Regions from separate parts of the Mus musculus genome. Here all the other regions are linked to region 1. Evidence: chromatin loops called from intact Hi-C (ENCODE). Cell type or tissue: heart. All regions are shown on one strand.

Evidence for each region. A loop is a pair of places that touch in the nucleus more often than their neighbours do. Peaks named below come from ENCODE experiments on the same cell type or tissue, not always from the same donor. Only the 100,000 strongest peaks of a DNase experiment are listed, where the experiment ranks them.
Region 2: a loop joins it to region 1, with 3 times the contacts of the local background. A loop is called at or near these places in 4 of 42 quality-filtered maps.
Region 3: it touches region 1 in a loop (2.7-fold over the local background); 10 of 42 quality-filtered maps call a loop at or near these places.

Annotation. Positions count from the first base shown.
Region 1 is chr7:80,090,533-80,095,532 of GRCm38, forward strand. Zfp710 (zinc finger protein 710) reads left to right here. Exons shown (of 5, transcript NM_175433.5): 5 at 1-2,219. Idh2 (isocitrate dehydrogenase 2 (NADP+), mitochondrial) reads right to left here. Exons shown (of 11, transcript NM_173011.2): 11 at 4,314-4,671. The coding sequence ends at 4,584. Among named protein-coding and RNA genes, the nearest start is that of Gm21057, 18 kb to the left of the region's middle. In heart, no CTCF peak of the experiment used is centred here; DNase peaks (open chromatin) are centred at 229, 689, 1,969, 4,149 and 1 weaker place; H3K27ac peaks cover 1,581 bases.
Region 2 is chr7:79,796,795-79,801,794 of GRCm38, forward strand. No RefSeq gene overlaps it. Among named protein-coding and RNA genes, the nearest start is that of Mesp1, 5.7 kb to the left of the region's middle. In heart, a CTCF peak has its summit at 2,458 (motif pointing right); a DNase peak (open chromatin) is centred at 2,467; H3K27ac peaks cover 310 bases; H3K27me3 peaks cover 2,228 bases.
Region 3 is chr7:79,932,998-79,937,997 of GRCm38, forward strand. It overlaps Arpin (actin-related protein 2/3 complex inhibitor), which reads right to left and starts at 2,267. Exons shown (of 6, transcript NM_027420.4): 1 at 2,156-2,267. The coding sequence starts at 2,247. It overlaps Gm31966 (a long non-coding RNA gene), which reads left to right and starts at 2,442. Exons shown (of 3, transcript XR_391645.4): 1 at 2,442-3,183; 2 at 4,414-4,467; 3 at 4,577-5,000. In heart, a CTCF peak has its summit at 2,287; DNase peaks (open chromatin) are centred at 1,734, 2,304, 2,724 and 3,044; H3K4me3 peaks cover 1,901 bases; H3K27ac peaks cover 1,771 bases.

The sequences.
Region 1 (5,000 bases):
AGGGTGAGACCCACATACTGAGGGCTGCCCCTCTGCAGCCCAGAACCAAGCTACTGCCCACTGCCTGGCCCTCCTCCCCCCCAACCCTCAAATCATTTGCACCACTAGGGATCTTTAGACCAAATGGAGACTCTACTACTGTCCTTGCAGGGAGCTGGCCACAGGCCTAGGCATCCCGGTGAGGGAAAGGTAACCAGGAGGTCCGCATCTGGTTCTCCTTGGCCTGCTGCTGTGCGTGGGCAGGGGGAATGCCAGTGAGGCCTCTTACAGGCACAGACTTAGAGGTCTTCCCCAAGCCACCTCAGGCGCGGAGGCGCTCTCCAGGAAGAGAATGCTTGAGCCAGGCCTTGTCTCTCTTCTGCACCGACTCTGGCCTTTAAGGACATCTGAACCCCTGCACTGGCCGACACTGCCCACCCCCACCCTGGTCAGACCCAAGAACCTCTTCCCTCCCCCTATCACTCAAGAGCCAGGCAGGGCACTCTGCCTTCTACCTCCTGGGCCTCCCCTTGCTCCATGCAGGCATGCATGCGGCCCTAGCCCTGGCCCTGCCTGTCGGAGAGCTGAGGGGAGTCCAGCCTCCAGAGCACCCTCCCAGCTGGCCTGCAGAGCTCCCCTGCCCCAGCCTCGTTTGAAAGAATGTCCCTAATGTGCATTTCAACACAGTTCATCCAGGTCTGTTCCAAGCTAAGGTACCAACCACAGGGTCCTCACCAAACAAACCCAGGACATGCCCTGCATCTGGCAAGCATTAACAAAGATAGATGGCGGCTCCTTGAGCCAGCGGGGAGGGAGGGTCGGGGTGACATCTCTGGGACCAAGAGTGGCTGTCCTCAGGGGAAGCCAAGGAAGACCACCCGTGGGAAGAGGGGAACTAGAATGGTTTTGGTTTTGGTTTTTTATGAGCAAGCAGGTGTCGTGGGGAGTGGGTGAGCTGTGGCTCAGCCGGCTCCGGAGGAAGAGCAACATGTTTAACTGAAGACCAGAGAGAGGGAGGGGAAAATTCTGTTTGCAGCAAGAAGGGTATTGTGAAAGAAATTTATGTTTTCCTTTCCAACTCTCCTGTCTATCATCTTTGATGGAGAGGGGTTTTTTTTGGTTTCTGTTTCTATTGGTTTGTTTTGGGTTTTTTTTTTTTTTTTTGGTTTTTGGTTCGTCCAAGCCTCAGCTTTCTTGTGTGCTGTGTGTACTTCCTGCCTCCCTTTCCGAAAGCAGCCATGCCTGAGGGGCCCTGGCCCAGGTGTATCACTAGCTGGGAGCCTCAGAAGGCTAAGGCAGGAGGGAAGTGGGGGAGGCAGAGAACCTACCCGGCCCTCTCCAGTCAGCTGGCCCTCTTCACCTGTCCCCTCCCCTCCCCCCTGTCCTCCATCCATAAGCTCGCAAGCACCCAAACCCCTGCCCACAAATCCCAAGGCCCCCAAGGGGAGGAGCAGGCGGGACTAACCCCAAAAAGGCATAGATGAAGCCACCAGCTTTGGCTGAAAAACCAAGAGGGGGAGACCAGCTGAGGCAGAGGGTGTTGATTCGCAGTGTGACAGCCCCCAAGCCAGGCCTCAGGGTGACTGTTCAGGACTGGGGATGAGGGGGACACAGTGGCCCAGGTGTGGTTTCCCATGGCTCCCGGCCTCCCAGGTGCCCATCATGATGACCCTCAGGTGGCAGTGATTAGCTATCACTGTACAAGACATTTATTTCTCCTGCTGAGCAGAAGGCATCACCCCTGCAAACTACCTCTTCCCACAATGACTTTCTCCCTGGTACCAAAAAGCACCCTGTACCTCCTCCTTCTTCTCTTCCTCCTCCTCCTCTCCTGCCAACGCAGTGGCCTTGGTCTTGGAACAGAAGGGAGAAGTCTGGCCTGGGTGGGGTCTCCCACTGTCCCCCAGCCTGCCATTGGCACAACCCCCTTGGGGATGCCATACTGAAAAAGCCCCTGCCCTCGCCTTGTGCCGGGCAAAGCGGAGAGGAAGGCACAGCACAGTACACAGTTGGAGCTGGAGGTGGTCCTGGCACAGCTCCAGCCTCACCCCTCCCAGGCTTCTGAAAAGGGTGACTCAGAAGCCCTGGCCGAATTCCACTCTAACTTATTTTGACATGTATACAAACCAACTGTTTAGAGATTCCTCTTGTGCAGAGCCCTACTGTGTTTTTATGTTCCTGTTTAAAAAGAGAAGTTTACTTAGCAATAATTATAAATAAATGAATATTCTTTAGCGAGGTGACTGTACGTGCTTCTTGGTGCTCTTGGAGGCCCTTCCCCCCAAGGAGGTCCCAACAAGGCTCCCTAGTCACATGCCAGACAGCATCCCCCTCTGGAACTACAAGACAATCTCAGCCACCTGACCTGCCAGAGAGTTGGGGGGTGGGTGGAGGAGAACATGCTCCGAGTCCCAAGGGCAGGTTTTAGGTCTCTGTAGCCCGGATCTACCTGTGAAGGCCTGGGACAACAGATGAGTTCTCCCACACACAGCTTCTTTTTCCCGGTTGTTTTGAGACTTTTTACAGCAGGCTCACACTGTCTACCTGTGTCTGGCCTAGAACGCAACCATCTTCCTGTCTCAGCTTCCTGAAGCAAGACTACACGTATGTGTGTACACCTGGCCTTTTCAGATTTCCGGCCTCCCCAGTGCTGGGATTTCGGGCATGCACTGCCATCCCTGACTTGTTTCCAAATATTCCCACTCTTGGATCTGCAACATAAAACCTGTGGCTAGAGGCAAGCGATAGATAGTTGGTTAAGAGCACTTGCTGCTCTTCCAGAGGACCCAGGTTCAATTCCTACCACCCACATGGCAGCTCAGCAACTGTCTCTAACTCTAGTTCTAGGGTCTCCAATGCCCTCTTCTGACTTCAGTGGACCCTGTATGTACATGGCACACAGATATACAAACAGGCAAGATACCCCATAAAAATACTAAAATAGTCTTTAAACTGGAGGCTAGGGCTGTGGATCAGGCTTGCTGGGTAAAGTACTTGCCTACTATTCAGGAGACCACCCTGGGTTTGATACCCAGCCCTACATACTCAGTGTTGTGATACTGCCCATGATAACTGCATCCAGGAGGTGGAGACTGGAGGCTAAGAAGTTCAAGGTCATCCTTAATTCTATAGAAATTTGAGGCGAGTCTCGGATACACAAAACCATGTCTTTTAAAAAAAAAAGAAAAAAAGGCAGGCAATGGGGATGAGAATTCAGCTTAAGATCTTACTGATGGGGGCTGGAGAGATGGCTCAGAGGTTAAGAGCACCGACTGCTCTTCCAAAGGTTCTGAGTTCAAATCCCAGCAACCACATGGTGACTCACAACCATCCGTAATGAGATCTGACACCCCCTTCAGGTGAGTCTGAAGACAGCTACTAAATAAATCAAAAAAAAAATCTTACTGATAAAATGCTTGCTAAACTCAATTCCCAGCACTGACAACAACCAACTCCAGATACAGAGAACTGACTGCATTATCAAAGTTACCCTAATCTCCAGCAGGACCAAACAAGCAGAAAGAGAAGTCACTGACTGCACAGCGACAGTGCTTTCCATTGAGTGTATATGGGCTTTGGAACAACATTTCCACATCACTTTTCTAGTTGTGCCAAAGGAGAAACCTGAAGGATGGGAACAGGGGATCCCGGACACACAGAGACCTAGGCAAGCCTGAGCGGGCTTGCAAAGCAGAGACTGGGGGATCTGTTTCTAGTGTATAACCTATAACAGGGCAAATGAGCCTGAGCACAGTCGCATAGGCCCTTAATCCCTGCCTTGGGAAGCAGAGAGGTAGACCTTCGTGACTAGAAGACCAGCCTGACCCATAAAGTTCCAAACCAGCTAGAACTGCGTGCTGATGAGGCCTCGTCTCAGCTAAGTTGGTACCAGGATGAAGTTGGGATGCAGAGGTAGAATGCTTGCTTAGTGTACACAAAGCTCGAGGTTGGAGTGTCAGCACTATAAGAGGTGAAAGGTGCATGTGTTATTATAACAAGTATCTACAACATCACAGAATGACAATTCCCTAGATGGAGAAACGGGATCACCTTAGGAGATTCTATGTGAGTCTCTGCCCTTAGGCCCCAGCTAGCTCCACTGGCTCAGCAGCAGACACTGCACGCAACTTTGTGAGGAAGCCAGGGCCTCACCCCCAAAGTCTGGCAACTCAGGCAGCCAGTGAAGAATGCAGGAGGCCCACAGGCTGCCTCGTTCCCTCTCATGAGAAGCAACCCCCTGGCTGACCTATTAACAGCCTGAGGCACCCCAACCCTGTCCCTGGGGGATCCTACCAGCTGCTCCCTCCCACTCGGGGACAAACACATCAAGACAGTTTTGCGAAGAGCTTTTTAGTAGCTAAATATGGCACCATGTGATTCCAGAGCAATATAAATTACAGTATGCAGAACACTGACTGTCTGAGGTAAAGCACACGTTCCTGCCTCATGTCCACCGTGAGGGAAAATGCTCATATACTTTAAAAAACATCTCCATCATATATATATGTAAAAAAATGTCCCCTAGAAAGGCCACCAGAGAGGGGCTGTGAGGCCCACCCTCTGCCATGTACAGAGTACCCACTGGAGCTGAGTAGTGTCCACCCCTACTGCTTGCCCAGAGCTCTGTCCAGGTTGCTCTTAATGGTGTCCAGGAAGTCTGTGGTGTTCAGGAAGTGCTCGTTCAGCTTCACACTGCCGAGAGAACATCAGGGGAGACTCAGGCCTCCTGGAGGCCATCAACCAAGCCATTCCCAGGCTCATTAGACCTCAGGCCACCAGGCCCAGGTCCAAGTTTGCTAGTAGCCCACTGCTAGAGGGTCACAATAAATTTGGCAGAAAGTTTAAAGTAACAAGCTACCGGGCACAGGCCTCATAAAAGAAGCTGGGGAAAGGTTTAAGGAGGAGAGCAGAGGAACTAAGCAACTGCCAGAGGGCACCAACTCAGACCTGGTCAAGGAAGGCTTGGCCTGAGCCATTTCTCAGGACTTGTCCTGCCCCAGACCCCAGGCAGCTCTACCCAC
Region 2 (5,000 bases), 290 kb before region 1:
TTGAAGTTGTATTTTATTAACTACAAAGTTAGGCAGACATGTTTGGACTAGGGAGGGGTGGGGGACGCCACACTTCGTTGAAGGCACAACACTTATGACACTTATGAAGCCTCAGAGCTGAGGCCTAATGGTTAGCATTGAGTGTCAGAAACACAGAAGGATCTGGAACAGGAGAGGGAGGCTGTGAACGAAGCAGGGGAAGATGGTGGTGTCAGACATGAGGGAAAGTTGAAAAGGCACAGAGTTAGTGAGTCGGTGAGGGACTGCATGAGAGACAGGCAGATGGCACGTCCTGCCACCAATTCCCTCCCAGAAGTCTTGAGGGCTTAGACTAACACACTGGAGTGCCACGTGGAGTCCCTCCCTCTGTTACCACTGTTGCCCCTGTGGCCTCTGGGAAACTACCTCAGCGGGCCAGCTGGTGCAAGGGGGGGGGGGCCTGCTTCCTCTGCCCCTTTGATCTCCTTATCTGGCCAGTGTCTTCAGTGGGTTCCTTTGGGAGCTGCTTGGAGTTAATGAGTTCTCCAGGCTGCAAGGCCCACACAGCCTCCCCGCTGGGCCAAGGCCTTCACACTTTTGGGGCCTGTGTTTTGACAAGTGCCAGAGCCAGCGGCTTCTGCTCCCCTGGCCCGAGCCTCCCCTGGTTGCCAATGTGTAAGGCTGGGAAGTGAAGCCTTGCAGCCACCCCATCAGAACAGAGGTGAGAGGTCAAGCCTCAGCCAGGCAGGGGGCAGACAGGACAGGGAGGCCCCCTTTCAGGCTCAGGGTCCAACCTCAGCCTTCATGCTGGAGCTGGGCACCATACTCCCACCCACTCTGCAGCCCCAGTGCCCTCATTTCCCCTGCCAGGCCTTCTGACACAGCCTTGCTAATCAAAGGTGCTATGCACAGTCCCTAATCCCTGAGCCCCAGAGGCCCCAGAAGAAGAAGGAAGCTACTCCGATTCCACCACTAGCCTGCTTAGCCTCAGCAGATCCCACTAGTTAATTACAGTGTCAGACTCGTGGGCTATCTCAGCACCATCACTCCTGGGCAAGCCTAAGCCTCCCAGGTAGAGTGTGGCCAATGTGGGTTAATGTCCTCGTCTTGCTCCACACTGTGGGTGCCAGTAAGATAGGCAGCCCCTCCACCATGGAGGGGAGAGGGGCTCAGCTGGTCGCACACATGTTCTTTCAGTCTCATTGTGCGGGCCTTGGCAGGTCTCCTGCTCACAGCATCCTGGGATGAGGGGACACAGGTGAAAACATGGAGCCTTGAGAGGTTTTCCCATGTCTCAGCTAGAAGAGTCCAGAGAAGGTGTCTCTTAATCTCTGTCTTGGGGCACAGCCTGGGCAGGCCTTACTTCACATACCAGAGCCTTGAAAAAGACAGCGAAAGAAAGAGGTTTCTAGGCCCTAGCCAGGACCACAGTGGCCAGAAGTTCTGCAAGATGGAGCCAGAGAATCCGGATATGACACTCTGGGCTCATGAGATAGCTCTCTGGATAAAGCCGGTTGCTTCCAAGACAGGCAGCTAGAGTTTGATCCTTAATCCAAGGGCCCATAAGGTGTCCTTGACAGACGGCCCTTCACATACCTGCAAGTGTGAGCCTACGTGTGTGGGTGTGCGTGTACACCCTATATATACAATAAGGATAAATGTTTTTAAAATTTCAAAATTATTAAAGTACCTCCCCACAATTCAGAGACAGAAAGGGCACAGAAGAGAGGCCACCCCCTCCCCTCCCCTTGGTCCTTCACCCCTTTAAATCACAGACGATGCAAGGCACATCACCTTAAAAGGCCCAGCAACAGAGGACCCAGTTTCTCCCTTCCTGTTCCTCTTCCCCACCAACCTTCCTACACGTCTGCCCAGTAAGGCTCTCTGAGGTTCCTGGGGCTCCCAGGGGAGCCTCCCACCCAGACCCCCACTGGCCCTCCTCACACCTCTCGCTCTTGGAGCCACCGAGCTGGCACACCATATGGAATAGATTATTCTGGACTCAGGATAATCTGATTATCTGGTCCTGGGCCAGTTGGATGCTCAGCCAGTGGCAGCCACAGGCAGCAGAGGGGTGATGAGGAGGGAGGGGGTGGGAAAAGAGGAGAGAGATTTGGCAGATCACTCCTCCCCACCCCCGGAAAGGCTCCAGAGGAAATGCCAGAAGCCCCGTGGGTCTGATGCTGGTTGATAATACAGAGGGGATAGGTATCACCTCTCTCTTTAGGGGTGTCATATTTATGACACATGGCTTCATTTAGGTAATTGGGGGAAGGTGGCTGTGAGTGAAACCTCAGATCCTTCGAGTGAAAGCAGGAGAAATTGAGATATAAAAGGATTAAGAAGCTTGAGATAGCTAGCACAAAGCAAAGACGTAAACACATATGAATGCAGGAAACGATGGCTCAGGCACTCTGCCTGTGGAGATCTCTGCCCGCGTCTGGAATTTCTGGTGTTCGTACATTCCCAGATGCTGCCAGCAGAGGGCGATGCACAGTCACTTGAAAGCTATTTAGTTTTTTGAGGTCTCCATCTCCCTAGGAGGCCAGAATGACCTCAAACTATACAACCCAAACCGGCCTGAAATTCTGGTGAAATCCCTCCTGTTTCAGCCTCCTGGGTGCTGGGATTCCAGACATGGAACATCATGGAAGCTTTAAGCCTGAGCTAGGCCAACCTTCCTCCAATCTCTAGGTTTTCCCCTCTAGGGATGGAAATGTATCTGAGGTTATGCTTTAAGGTGCTGGGATCACGAGGGGATGCCAGTGTCTATGGGTTGGCCCGGGTGAACCTGTCTGCTCATCAGCCCAGCAGGAAAATGGTTCTTATATGCAGACAGCAGAGCAAGATAGGGTCCCCGAGAAATGAGAAGGGAACTCAGGAGCACACACAGCCCTAGGTCCAGACAAAGCAAAGAACCAGTTGGTCTTGGTGGTGCGTGCCTGTAGTACCACGCTTGAGAGGTAGAGGCAGGGAGATCAAGATCATGCTCAACTGTGTTGGTTTGAGAATAGCCTGGGCCTGTCTCCAGACAAACAAGACAGACAGACAGACAGAGTGAAAGGTCAGCCCCAACGCTGAAATTCTACTCACAGGCTGTTTAAGATTCTTTGTGCCATCCAATCTGGGAGGATCTGTAGACCCAGTTCAACTACCAACGTGAGGCGTGAGACTGTGGGGCTCACAGGATCCCCAGCATCCGCTGTTTGAAGGAAGCTGGGACAGGGAATTACACAGACAAGAGGAAGGTTTGGGGAGCTGTGGCTCCTCCTCCACACCTCACCCTCCCGCAGGGAAGTATTCTACAGACAGGAGCAGGAGTGGGGATTCCACACCACGTTCCAGGGGTGGCCGAGGCCCTCGGCTAGGTCCAAGGCCACGGGCACCTGACAATCCCAGGAAAGAGCTAGAGAGAGAACAAAGAGGGGAGGGGGCTGCAGCGTAGACTAGCCACATGATCGAGGGAAGGGCCTCAAGGGGTCAGCACTTTGTGTTTAGAAAGAAGGATCTGGTGCAGCCGACCCTCTGCTCCCAAGGCTCTTCTCCAAGGCAAGCCCAGAGCCAGCCCTGGGCCTGACCCAGGAGCTTCCTCCAGCCCTGAGATTCTGTCCTACCTCAGTCCCTGCCAGGACACAGGGTGGCCAGGGGCTGGGACTCTCCTCAGCCACCCATCTCTGGAGCTTGACTGGGCTGGCCTGAGGTTTCTCAACGGTCTCCCATGCACCTTGCCCAGCCATTCTGAATGGGAACCTGTCATGACAGGTAAAGGTACAGGTGTGGACATGCTGAGTGACAAACTCAGATGAGGAAAAACCCATTCAGTGTAAGAGTGTGGATCCTGGCAAAGCCAAGACACTCCAAACCTGTAGGGCAGCTAGCTCTGCACGGAGAGCAGCCTGTGAAGTTGTGTGTTTACAGTGTGTTTGTGTATAAACACGCAGACTCCTCGAGGCTCACTGGGTGCAGTCATATGTCCTTCAACTGTAAGGATACGGTCTCCAAACTTGATACAGGCAGTTTGGTCACTATGCAGAATACAGTGGCATAAACCATGGACACACTGTTTGCTGTACTGTTACCATGTAGTACCTAGCTGCAGATAATAATATGCTAGGGGAGGCAGGTCTGGGTTCACATTTCTTAATTGTAATGTTTACAGTTTTCACAAAGAGACTCTGTCTGTATATTACTGAGGGAAAAAATGTAAGCTTTCTTTTCTTCTTTTAATTTTTTTTACATGTACAATTGATTGTTGTTGTTGTTGTTGTTGTTTAATGAGTGAGGAAAATATAAGCAGAAGAATCAGGTGTTCAAGGCCATCCTCAGGTACATAGAAAGTTTGAGGCCAGCCTTCGCCACATGAGACCTTATGTTAAAAACACAAAACAAACAAAACCCAGCCAGACATGGTGGCACGCACCTGTACTCCCAGCAGTTGAGACTTCAAATGGAGCGGGGAGGCACAAGGCCCCGTGAAGGCTGCACAAGATGCTGTTGTAGACCAACTGGCCAACCAACAGAAAGCACCTGAGGAAGGGTGCGGAGTCTGGGTGCCTCTGTGTGCCCAGGCGCGGCACAGCTGGCCAGAAGAGGTGGAGCTGCATTTGGTGGGATGCAGAGGTGTGGCCACAGCGCTTCTCTCCGTGTTTTCTTACTTTTCTGTCTATCTATCTATGTGTGAGTTTAGCAAAAGAAAGAGGATGGAGAAGAGAAGAGAGGTGAGAGAAGAAAAGAGCGGTCCCTGCCGTCCCTGCGGTCCCTGCCGTCTGCTGGATGGACACCTCCCCTTCCGCACCGTCCTTCCCTCTCCCCTGCAGCACTGGCAGATGCCCAGTGCAGGCTCCACCTCCCACTTCACAGATGCTGCAGGTGAGACTGAAACCTGGACTGTGCTGGCCCGGGATTAGGAGTTGCCTCCACTAGGCCTTGTTGCCCTGTCCAGCTTAGCCTTCTGGTCAGAGGGAAGCAGAGAGTGGGCTCCAAGCCCCAGCTATGGACCGGCTCCTGCGATGCCTGTGACC
Region 3 (5,000 bases), 160 kb before region 1:
GGGTTTCTAGACTGTGTAGTCCTGGCTGTCCTGGAACTCACTCTGTAGACCAGGATGACCTCAAACTCAAAAATCCTCCTGCCTCTGCCTCCTGAGTGCTGGGATTAAAGGCATGCGCCACCACTGCCCGGCTTGCCTTAAAACTTTTGAACCTGTTTTTTCCTATAAAAAGCCTGCCCTGAGGACAGACTGGTAGGTTTTTCCTTCCTGTGGACCTGGACGTCCAGTATTATGATGGGTGTTCAATAAACTGTTCTTGCTTAACTAAGGTTGGTGTATGTATGGTTTGAGTGGTAATTCCCAGACCCCAACCTGAGCAAGTGTCTTTGGTACAATAAATCAGGTTTCCTTTTTCATTCCCCCCCCCCTTTTTTTAAGATTTATTTATTTATTATATATAAGTACACTGTTGCTGTCTTCAGACATTCCAGAAGAGGGCATCAGATCTCATCACAGGTGGTTGTGAGCCACCATATGGTTGCTGGGATTTGAACTCAGGACCTTCAGAAGAGCAGTCAGTGCTCTTAACTGCTGAGCCATCTCTCCAGCGCCCCTCTCCCCCTTTTTTTAAAGACAAGATTTCCCTATGTATCTCTAGCTGTCCTGGAACTCACTAAGTAAACCAAACTGCTTTGAACTCAGAGACCAACCTGCCTCTGCCTTCCAAGTACTGGGATTAAGGTTGTGAGCCACCACACCTGGGTGCTTTTATTATTTTTTATTTATGTGGAAGTATGTGTGACTGTGTGAGTATAAGCATGTATACTGGTGTGTACTGGTGCCTGTGGAGTCCAGAGAAGGAACCAAATCCCCAACAGCTGGACTTACAAGCAGTTTTGAGTCCCCTGCTGCGGGTGCCAAGAATGGAACCCAGGTCCTCTGGTGAGACGTGGCTTTGCCCACTTTAAAGAACCTCCATGCTCCTGTTCCCATTCATACCTACATGGTCATCAAGGAGATGGCTATTGTCACCAGACAGCTGGAAATTAGAGACTCTGAGATGTGGGAATTAGCCCAAAATCACGGCATCCCACACAGAGTGGAACCAGAACCAGAACTGGCTCCTTATCATTCTATAAAAGGGGAACCTGGGACCTGGGGACCTGGGGACTTTCCACTTTGAAACCATTAACCTGGGGAAAAGGGTGGGTCTAAGAAGACAGACTGTGGAAGAGGGCTGGGTCAGGATTCCTTGCCTCTAATTACTCTTAAATTATTTCCAAAAATATTTAACTGACAAAGACAGGTTATATCGAAGGCATTTATCAAGAAAACTTGATATGTACACATTGCATAATGACTCACACCACCAAATTTATGTATACATTATATCCTCAGAACTTATTCCCCCTTTGACTGAACCTGCTCCACTGGAGACCTTATGAGTTGGACTTTAGATTCCACTTCCTAGATGACGCGATATTTTGGTTTTCTGGGCCTGGCTTCTTTCATGTAGAATAATTCTTGTTGTTTCTGACTGTAAATGAAATTGTCCATCCTGCTTATTACCCTCCGGATATTCCCACCCTCCCTCTATTGTTCCTGCCACACCACAAACTGGTCACCAGTGATGCAGTGTGACAGATGGCTAGAGTTTAGAGCCCTGGTGTGGGGAAAAGACGGAGGTCAGTGGGAACCCCAGCACCGCCTCTGTAGTTCCATTTGGGAGTCTGGGCATCCCTCCAGTGGATATTCTTGCAGGCGGGAATTTCAAGTTTATCTGTCTTCCCAGCGTGTGTTGGCCAGGGACCTTGGGAAGAGCCAGCTGGATGCCTGGGGTGGTTTTGGCAACCCCAGTTTCTCTCCCCAGTGTCCCCTACACCCCCAACCCCCATCAATCTTTGAGCAGGACTCAGATCTTGAGTTCGACAGAGGCCTCAGGGATGCTCCAGGGAGCCCAGGCCCCAGGGATGCTCCCAGGCCACTACGGCTGGCCATAGTAGGGGCCAGGGCCCCGACTCAGCCAATCCTGGCAGTTCCCTTGCCCAGTCCACATCTGGCTAACAATGTGGGAAGGGGAGGGAAGCACAGCCCACCTCTGGCCAGTAGCGGAGTCCCTGGCCCGGTGGACAGAGTACAACCCACCCCTGGTCAGCCGCGGAAGAAAGTGCAACCCATCTCTGGCCAGCAACCGGATGGACAGAGCACATCCTACCCTTGGTGGGTGGCAGGGTCCCAGGTTCCCGGCAGGCGCGCGCTCTGCACGGCCTTGTTGCGGAGGGCGCTATCCTGGTAGATGCGGCTCATTTTCCCCACGCCGAGGCCCTGTGGCTCCAGGAAGCAACCGGCGCGTAGGGCGGGGCACCTCGGGGACAGGAGCTTGGAGGTCGCTGCAGCACCAGCTTCCCGGGTTAACAGATCCGGGAAGCTAGTCCGAGGCGTTCCCAGTTGGGACTTAAAGGGGCCGAGCCTCATTCCTGACAGCCAGACCTCGTGCAGTAACAGGGGGCTTTTGGAATGACCACTGTCCTTCATGTCCTTATAGACTAAGACAGAAAGATCGAGAGTTCGGTCCCCATCTGTACTATACAGAGATTCTGTCTCAAAACACATCAATATACAAAAAAGCGGCCTTGAAGCTTAGGAAAGTAGATCTTTCTTGGGATCTGTTCTGGTAGGACATTTTCTCAGGGAGCAGGAAGGGAGAAGACGGGACAGCAACGAGGAACCACAGAGCGGTCTCCATGGACTCTGCCCTTTTGGACCTCCCCGTGGTTCCGCAATGGCTTAGGGGAGTTCCCAGAATGTGTGACGGAGTAGGGATAGGTCAGATCTGCAGCAAGGGAAACCTCAATCTCTGCAATCCCAGCAAGTTCCTCAACCTTTAATGAGCCTACGCTTCTTGCTCAGCAAAAATAGAAAGAAACGTGTCTAATGGTTTGTAAAGATAGAACTCTCCCTCTCCTAGTCTCGTGGACATAGCATTCATTACTTTGTCTCACACTTCTCAAGGATTCGGATGGATCGATCGCTTCTCTAGCCCCACAGTGCCCTTTGCTCCAGAGTGTCTGCAAGCCTTTTATTCTCAGCCTGCACCCGGGAATCTCCTCCGACCCGGAAATCATTGGGAAATCGTCTTGTTTTATTGGCTCCTTTGTGCCAAATTCTGGCGCAGGTGGCCACATTCTGTTGTGCCAGGTGTGCCCCTGCCTCAGCCACAATGAAGATACCCGAGAGTCCAGGGTGAGTTGTTAGCTTTGGAAGGAGCTCTCTCTCCCACATAGTATCACCACAGAATGGTCTCAGACACTTTATTTTTAAGGGTCCTTCCTCTTTTAACAAAATATAAATATTTTTAAGACATTATTTTATGTATCTCAGGCTGGCTTTGAACTCGCTATGTAGCCAAGGATAACTTCAAACCCCTTTCTCCTTACAATACTTCCCCAAGAACCAGGATTACAGGTGTGGGCCACCCACTGCACCTGGATTATTTGGTACTGGGGGTTCAATCCAGGACTTTATGAACGTTAGGCAAACAGTCTTCTCAAGCCACATCCTCAGCTCCAAAAATATAGTTTTGTGGATCCCTAAAAATGTAACAGACCCTAGACAGGATGTCTGTGACTAGTCAACCCCAGCCTATGTTGGACCTGTCAGGCAGCTCTGTAATTCCCAGAAAGAAGGACAACAATCCTCTGGGGAGGACTGTCCTCTGTGTCCTCTGGCAAGTCCTAGGCTCATAGGCACCTGACTCCTCTGCCTCCTTCCTCTTCTGTCCCTTTCCTGGGTCACTGCCCCTTCGCACAGGCTCTAAATGTGCAATGCCCTCTGTGGACGCTATACGTAGCTACTTAAATTGTATTTTAACAGTGCCGAAAATAGAACCCAGGGTGTTTGTGAACACCAGACAAGTGTTCAACCAGGGAGCTGCATACCCAGTCTAAACCATAGATGATAGAATCTAAATAATATAGAAAAAGGGCTTCTCCTTTGCTGGTCACAGGGCTCCACGCCTGTAATCCCAGTGCTTACAAGCTTGAACTATATAGTGGGTACCAGGCTAGCAGGGCTACATTGTGAGAGTCTGCCTCAAAATTCCCAAACAATAATAAAAGTAAATTTGCACATTAAAATTCACTTCCTCAGCCACTAGTCATGTATGGGGTGGGGGTGGGGGAGTTATTTGTTTGTGTTGATGGTGGTTTCTAGGTTTTGTTTGTTTGTTTGTTTGTTTTGTTTTTTGATTGGTTGGTTGGTTGGTTTTGCTGTTCTTGTTGTTGTCTTTTGTTTGGAGACAAGGTCTCACTAAATAGCCTTGGCCAGCCTGGAACTTACTATGTAGACCAGGCTGGCCTGGAACTCATAGAGATTCACCTTCCTCTGCCCCTCGAGTGTTGGGATTAAAAGTGTGTGCCACCAGGCCGGGCAGTTTGTCACATTTTAAAATAAAGACCATTATTTCTTTTTCAGCCAGGATTCTTCTTCTGCCCATCACCTTTCCAGGTGATGAGAGAGTGAGACCAGGTGAGTCTGACGAGGGTCGATGGAGCTGACAGCATGGGCTCTCTCTATTCTTGTCTACCAAAGCTGTCATCAGTCACCTCCTGTACTTGTGCCCATTTATCTGCTGCAGGACACAAAGCAAATGACACCAAGGAGCAAAGCAGAGATCACAAGGAAAAAGAAAAAGATCATAGCAGAGAAATGTCCTCCAATTCTGGTACTGAGCCTCTGTGAGGAACTGACAAAGAACAGTGTAAGAAAGGAGAAAGGTGAAAGGTGAGCAGGGTGTGGTGGCACATGCCTGTGATTCCAGACTTAGAAGGCTGAGGCCAGGGCATTACTACAGTTTCAAAGCCAGCCTGGGGTACCTAGCGAGCCTCTGGATAGCCTGGGCTACAGAGTGAGGTCATATTTTAAGAAAGGACAACAGGAACTGAAGAGATGGCTCAGTGACTCCAAGCACTGGCTGTTCATCCAGACGGCCCAGGTTTGATCCCCAGAACTCACACTGAAGCTCACAGCCATCTCTAATTTCAATTCCAGGGACCTGACTC